2 separate regions of the Homo sapiens genome follow, and region 1 is linked to region 2. A link is a contact called in ENCODE Hi-C or POLR2A ChIA-PET data. All regions are on one chromosome and are shown on one strand. Each heading gives the region's core, a stretch centred on a gene start or an enhancer-like site at or near the end of the contact. The rest is flanking DNA. Distances are from core to core; before and after follow the strand shown. Region 1 overlaps ABCC6 (ATP binding cassette subfamily C member 6). Region 2 overlaps ABCC1 (ATP binding cassette subfamily C member 1 (ABCC1 blood group)).

Region 1 (2,995 bases), core at 174-2,673, 41 kb after region 2:
GGGCTGTGAAGTCTTGGCTCCTCTGTTGTTTGTTTTGGAAACCAAACTTGCATATTTGACTTTCTCATGCGTGGAGAGGACCCATGCTTGGCATGGGGGGGCACCTGGTTTTTGTGTCCTTGGAGCTCATCTCTGGTGGGGGAGGAGGAGCAGCAGGAGATGCGAGGGCTGTAGTTCTCAGTCCTGGCCGCACATTGGAATCCTATGGGGGAGCTTTAAAATTATACACCAAACTCGGCCAGGTGCGGTAGCTCACGCCTGTTATCCCAACACTTTGGGAGGCCGAGGAGGGTGGATCACATGAGGCCAGGAGTTCAAGACCAGCCTGGCCAATATGCTGAAACCTCGTATCTAATAAAAATTACACAAGTTAGCCAGGCATGGTGGCGCACGCCTGTAATCTCAGCTGCACGGGAGGCTGAGGCAGGAGAATTGCTTGAACCCAGGATGTGGAGGTTGCAGTGAGCTGAGATTGAGCCACTGCACTCCAGCCTGAGCAACAGAGTGAGACTCTGTCTCAAAAAAAAAAAAAAAAAAAATACACACACACACACACACACACACACACACAACTGGAGAACAGAGCATGGTCACTGGGGGCAGGAGCGAGAGTGATGGGTGTGGTCGGAAAATGGTGGTGGCTATTCCGTATCCTCACCCTGGTGTGGATTCATGAGCCTACATGTGTGATAAAACTGCATGGGACAAAATAAACACACACACACACAGGAGTACAGGTAAAACGGGAAATCGAGCAAGATTGTTGTGTCAATGTCAACACCCTGGCTGTGATGCTTTATCCTAGAGTTTTGCAAGATGTTACCATTGGGTGAAATGGGGTACCAAGTACACGAATCTCTCTATATTATTGTTTCTTTAACTGCATGTGAGTCTGGGATTATCCCAAAATAAAAGTGTTAATTTGTAAAAAGTACACACAGCATGGCAGTTCCCAGCCTCAGAGATTCTGATTTAAGGGTCTAGCCGGGAGCCTGGGCATGTGCTTGAGGCCCCCAGGTGAGTCCAGAGTACAGCGGGGCTGAGAGTCGCTGTTGACATTGGCTGCAGGGTGGACAGGGCGAGATGGGCCCTGCCCGGGCAGACCTGTGTATTGCTAGGTCCTTCCGGCTCTGATGCTCTGTGATAATTGGCCACTTTCTCTGCCATTTTCCTCCCAGAGAGCAAACACAGGTCTAGACTCAATATCGTGTGGAGCTATCGATGACCACGGGTCACTTCCATCTCCAGCACTGCAGGCTGTGCGGGCTGGTCCAACTGGGGTACGGTTGAGGGTCCTGGCTCAGACCAGGCCTGACTCCTGGGCCAGTCTGTAAAACAGGCCCTTCTGGGCCAGCAGCTGGGCCGGGCTGCCGCTCTCTGCCACCTGCCCCTTGTCCATGACCAGAACCCTGTGGGGGAGAGGGAGACAGAGAGGCTCTTTGGACACCAGCCCAGGCTCTCGGCAGCTGTGAGAGCCCAGTGTGTCTGCGCTGAGGTTTTCTCCATAGAAGTCCTGCTTTCCATGCGGCTCCCTGGCCCTCACAGCTGGGTTGGAAGCGTGTGCTGGGCGCATGTCCTTGGGCAGCTTTCCCACTTGGCATGTGTTCCCGGGCATTCCTCCCGCTCTGGCCCCATTCAGGACCCCTCCAGCTCTAACCCGAAGCCCAGTGGCCCAGGACTGCCTCCGCCTCCTTCCCCCACCACTGCAGGGCTGCTGTGAGGTCAGGCCGGGGCGGGAGCCTTACCGGGCACAGTCCATCACGGAGCGCAGGCGGTGGGCAATGAGCAGCACAGTGCACTGTGCAAACCAGCTCCCGAGCATGGCCTGCATCTGCAGCTCCGTGCCAGGGTCCACGGCAGCAGTAGCCTCGTCCAGGATGAGGATCTGGGTCTTCCGGAGAAGGGCACGTGCCAGACACAGGAGCTGTTTCTGGCCCACGCTGGGAACGATTGGGACAATTAGCTGGGACGTGCGTTTGTCGGCACATGGTGATGTGTGGGTGTGCCCAGAAACAGGTCCCTGAAGCAGTGCAGGAGTGAGGTGCCTGTGTTCAGGCATCCCCACACATGGGGTCTGGGGTCTGTGGTCTGCAGAACTGATAGGAAGCCTGTTCCTGCCATCTTTGAGCAGGCTGACTGTAGGCAGGTCATTCAAACCCTTTGTGCCTCAGTTTCCCCACCTGTGAAATGGCTATTTTCTTTTTTCTGTTTATGGCTCTTTTTTTCTTCTTCGTTTTTCTTTTTTTTTTTGAGACGGAGTCTTGCTCTGCCACCCAGGCTGGCGTGCAATGGCACAATCTCAGCTCGCTGCAACTTCTGCCTCCCGGTTCAAGCAGTTTTCCTGCCTCAGCCTCCCAAGTAGCTGGAATTACAGTCATGCGCCACCATGCCTGGCTTTTGTATTTTTAAAGTAGAGATGGGGTTTCACCATGTTGGTCCGACTTGTTTGAAACTCTCAGGTGATCCACCTACCTCAGCCTCCCAAAGTGCTGGGATTACAGGCGTGAGCCACTGCGCCCCGGTAGTTCTATTTCTAGTTTGTTTTTTGAGAAATCATCATACTATTTTCCATAGTGACTGTACTAATTTATATTTCCCCCAACAGCGAAAGCACAGCTTTCACTTCAGTCATGCCGTTGCAAACAAACCTACAATGACTGACTGCTGCTTCAAGAATCAAATCTACAGTCTTCCTAAGACATTCAAGGCTGGTGTCACGTGGGCCTTAAATACAGATGTGTACAACACCTGGGTGGGATTCCAGGCGTGATCCACCGTGCCTGGCCTGTTTATGGCTATGTCCAGTTCTATTTCTAGTTTCCACCTTGTGCCAAACACATTCTAAGTGCTTGTATATATTCACTCAATCCTCATAATGTCCACCAAGGTAGATATTATTGTTCTCTTCTTTTGAGAGAAGAGGACACAGATACAGAGAAGCTCAGTGGCTTGACCAAGGTCTCAAGGCTAGTGGTGGGTCCATAATTTGAACCCA
Region 2 (2,866 bases), core at 137-2,636:
GTTTTTCATTTCTCATTTGGTCCTAATGATTACGTCCCTGAGAAAGTCCCAGTTGGGTCCTACCCTGCCTTCTCAACCTATCAACCACTATCCTCTCTTTGTAACAAGGAGACCGGGTTTTGAGCTCCTGTTTTATTGTTTTTAAAGATCGTCTATTTTGGGCAAGTGTTAATAATTCTCCATTTATGGTGGTGATCCAAAGTTTATTTTTAAAAATAAATGTGGTTTTTTTTGTTTTTGTTTTTAAAGGGAATGGAATTTTTAAAGTAGGTAAAAAATAAGCATGCAGATAAAGAAAAACAAAAAAAAAAACATGAAAGGTGGTAGCCGGGGAGTGGGGCTGGGGCACTTTCTCTTAGATCTGCCCGGATGTGTCCAGAGCTTCCGAGGACTGTCTGTTCCTGGCTTCTTCCTTAACTTGTCATCAGAGTCAGGACCGTAACAAGGGGCAGAGGTGACTCTGGTGTCCTCTCTCGCCTTACCCTTAGTGACCCTCCAGGAAGCCAGAGAAGTTACCCCAAATCGCAGGACATGGGAAGGAAGGGCCAGAGATGCCAGGCCCATTTAATCCTCATTTAACTCCAATTTTATATTCAAGGAACATCAAAGCCAGGGGGCTTGTTACTTGTCAAAGTTGGACCCAGAGTGGAGCCAGGCACAACACGCTTATCGTTTCTTTGTGTCTTTTTTTTTTTTTTTTTTTTTTTTGAGACGAAGTCCTGCTGTGTTGCCCAGGCTGTAGTGCCGTGGCGCTCACCGCAACCTCCGCCTCCCGGGTTCAAGCAATTTACCTGCCTCAGCCTCCCGAGTAGCTGGGACTACAGGCCTGCGCCACCATGCCTAGCTAATTTTTGTATTTTCGGTAGAGATGGCGTTTCACTATGTTGGCCAGGCTGGTCTCAAACTCCTGACCTTGTGATCTGCCTGCCTCAGCCTCCCAAAGAGCTGGTGCTGGGATTATAGGCATGAGCCACTGCGCCCGGCCTTTTTTTTTTTTTTAATTTGTTTTCTTTTTTTTTTTTCTGAGACAAGGTCTGACTCTGTCACCCAGGATGGAGTGCAGTGGCACAATCATGGCTAACTGCAGCCTCCACCTCCCGGATTCAAGTGATTCTCCCACCTCAGCCTTCCAAGTAGCTGTGACTACATGTGTGCACCCCCACGCTTGACTAATTTTTTTAATTTTTTTGTGGAGATGAGGTTTCGCCCTGTCGCCCAGACTGGTCTTGAGCTCCTGGGCTCAAGTGACTGGCCCGCCTCCCAAAGTACTGGGATTACAGATGTGAGCCACCACACCTGGCCACACACTTGTCATTTCTGACCCCCGAGCCCACCACATTCCACTACTCATGAGAAAGAGGTTCCTGAACGCTGCAGGCTAATTTCAGGGACAGCAGGCAACTTGGCCGCATGACAAAGCCAAGTGGTGAAATAAACACATTCTTAATTATGACCTGTCTCCTCACCCACATTTTTCATTTTCCAGAATGGGGACTTGAAAACTCAAAAGGAAGCAGCCAGTTACACATCAGACCTGTTATCTTTCACCTGTTACCTTTCAGCTAGACCGTAGGGTCAGATGATTTTTGTTTTTTTTTCTGGTGAGGGGCAGAGCCTCACTGTGTCGCTCAGGCTGGAGTGCAGTGGTGTGACCAACGCTCACTGCAGCCTTAAGCTTCTGGGTTCAAGAGCTCCTCCTAGCTCAGCTTCCTGAGTAGCTGGGACTATAGGTGTGGACCACCACACCTAGCTAATTTTAAAATTTTTTGTAGAGACAGGGTCTTACTGTGTTTCCCAGGCTGGTCTCAAACTCCTGGGCTCAAGTCATTGTCCTGCCTTGGCCTCCCAAAGTGCTGGCATTATAGGTGTGAGCCACCGCACCCAGTCCAGATGATTTTCATGACCCAAAATTCAGCATGAAAAGCTTGAAATGACAATGAGCACAGACACGGGTAAAGATCCCTGGAATTTCTTGAAACCAAGTCAGGTGGTTTAGGTGGGGGCTGGCCTAAAGCAGATTGCCCTGTCTCTCATGTCAGGCGGCTAGACACATTTGTTTAGCCCCATGCTGGGCTCCACAGGGAATATAGGAGGGAAAGAAACTCCAACCTTCACCTCCTGGAGCGAACTGGGCACTGGGAAGATGGGTGAGATGGTATTCTGTGCTCAGAGTGAAAAGAGTTGGAGGAGGCTGGCCCAGTTGTGGTGTTGAGGTGACATTTGGCCTTGGTTGCCAGGCAACATGTCACACGTTGCTTAAAACTCATTGGTGGCTTCTGCTTTCTGTCAGTCTTGGCTAAAAGTTGGAATCCTGACCCGAGTCTCCCATGCCATGTGTGGTCTGACTGCGACCGGTTTTTCCAGCCTCTTGTTCCTTGCTGCCCCATGATCTCCTGGCTCCAGCCACCAGTGCCTTCTCTCAGTTCCCCAGATGCACTGTGTTCCCTCCTACCTCAGGGCCTTTGCACATGCTGGTTCTGCCACCTTTTTTCCATTTTCAGCTGGTTTAACTCCTTTTTTTTTTTTTCCCCCTGGAGGCAATGTCTCCCTCTGTCACCCAGGCTGGTGTGCAGTAAGTTTGGCTTGGTGCAACCTCCACCTCCTGGCTTCAAGCGACCCTTGTGCCTCAGCCTACAGGCATGTGCCCCCACGCCTGACTAATTTTTGTATTTTTTGTAGAGGTGAGATTTCATCATGTTGGCCAGGCTGGTCTCGGATTCCTGACCTCAGGTGATCCACTTGCCGCAGCCCCTCAAAGTGCTGGGATTACAGGTGTGTGAGCCACGATGCCCAGCACTCTTTATTTTTTTTTATTTTTTAGAGACAGTCTCACTCTGTCACCCACGCTGGAGTGCAGTGGCGCATT

What was found. Hi-C counts contacts between places; a loop is a spot of excess contacts on that map. ChIA-PET counts read pairs that join two places held with the same protein, here RNA polymerase II (POLR2A). Pooled maps may share reads with other maps.
Region 1: a loop to region 2 is called in a pooled map, with 4 times the contacts of the local background. The contact joins two enhancer-like sites. A Hi-C loop is called at or near these places in 2 of 168 maps with a recorded cell type or tissue (aorta and posterior vena cava) and 2 of 50 pooled maps. POLR2A ChIA-PET finds 5 or more read pairs at or near these places in 5 of 52 experiments (GM12878, H1, OCI-LY7 and 2 more).

The regions. Positions count from the first base shown.
Region 1 is chr16:16,148,833-16,151,827 of GRCh38, forward strand. ABCC6 (ATP binding cassette subfamily C member 6) reads right to left here. Exons shown (of 31, transcript NM_001171.6): 30 at 1,746-1,940; 31 at 733-1,409. The coding sequence ends at 1,301. Among named protein-coding and RNA genes, the nearest start is that of ABCC6, 73 kb to the right of the region's middle. RefSeq lists a silencer at 1,500-1,794. Within about 2 kb of position 1,424, at least 17 of the 41 ENCODE cell types and tissues checked have a DNase peak (open chromatin) inside an H3K27ac peak, as active enhancers do.
Region 2 is chr16:16,107,590-16,110,455 of GRCh38, forward strand. All of the region lies in intron 21 of ABCC1 (ATP binding cassette subfamily C member 1 (ABCC1 blood group)), which reads left to right. Among named protein-coding and RNA genes, the nearest start is that of ABCC6, 110 kb to the right of the region's middle. Within about 2 kb of position 1,387, at least 3 of the 41 ENCODE cell types and tissues checked have a DNase peak (open chromatin) inside an H3K27ac peak, as active enhancers do.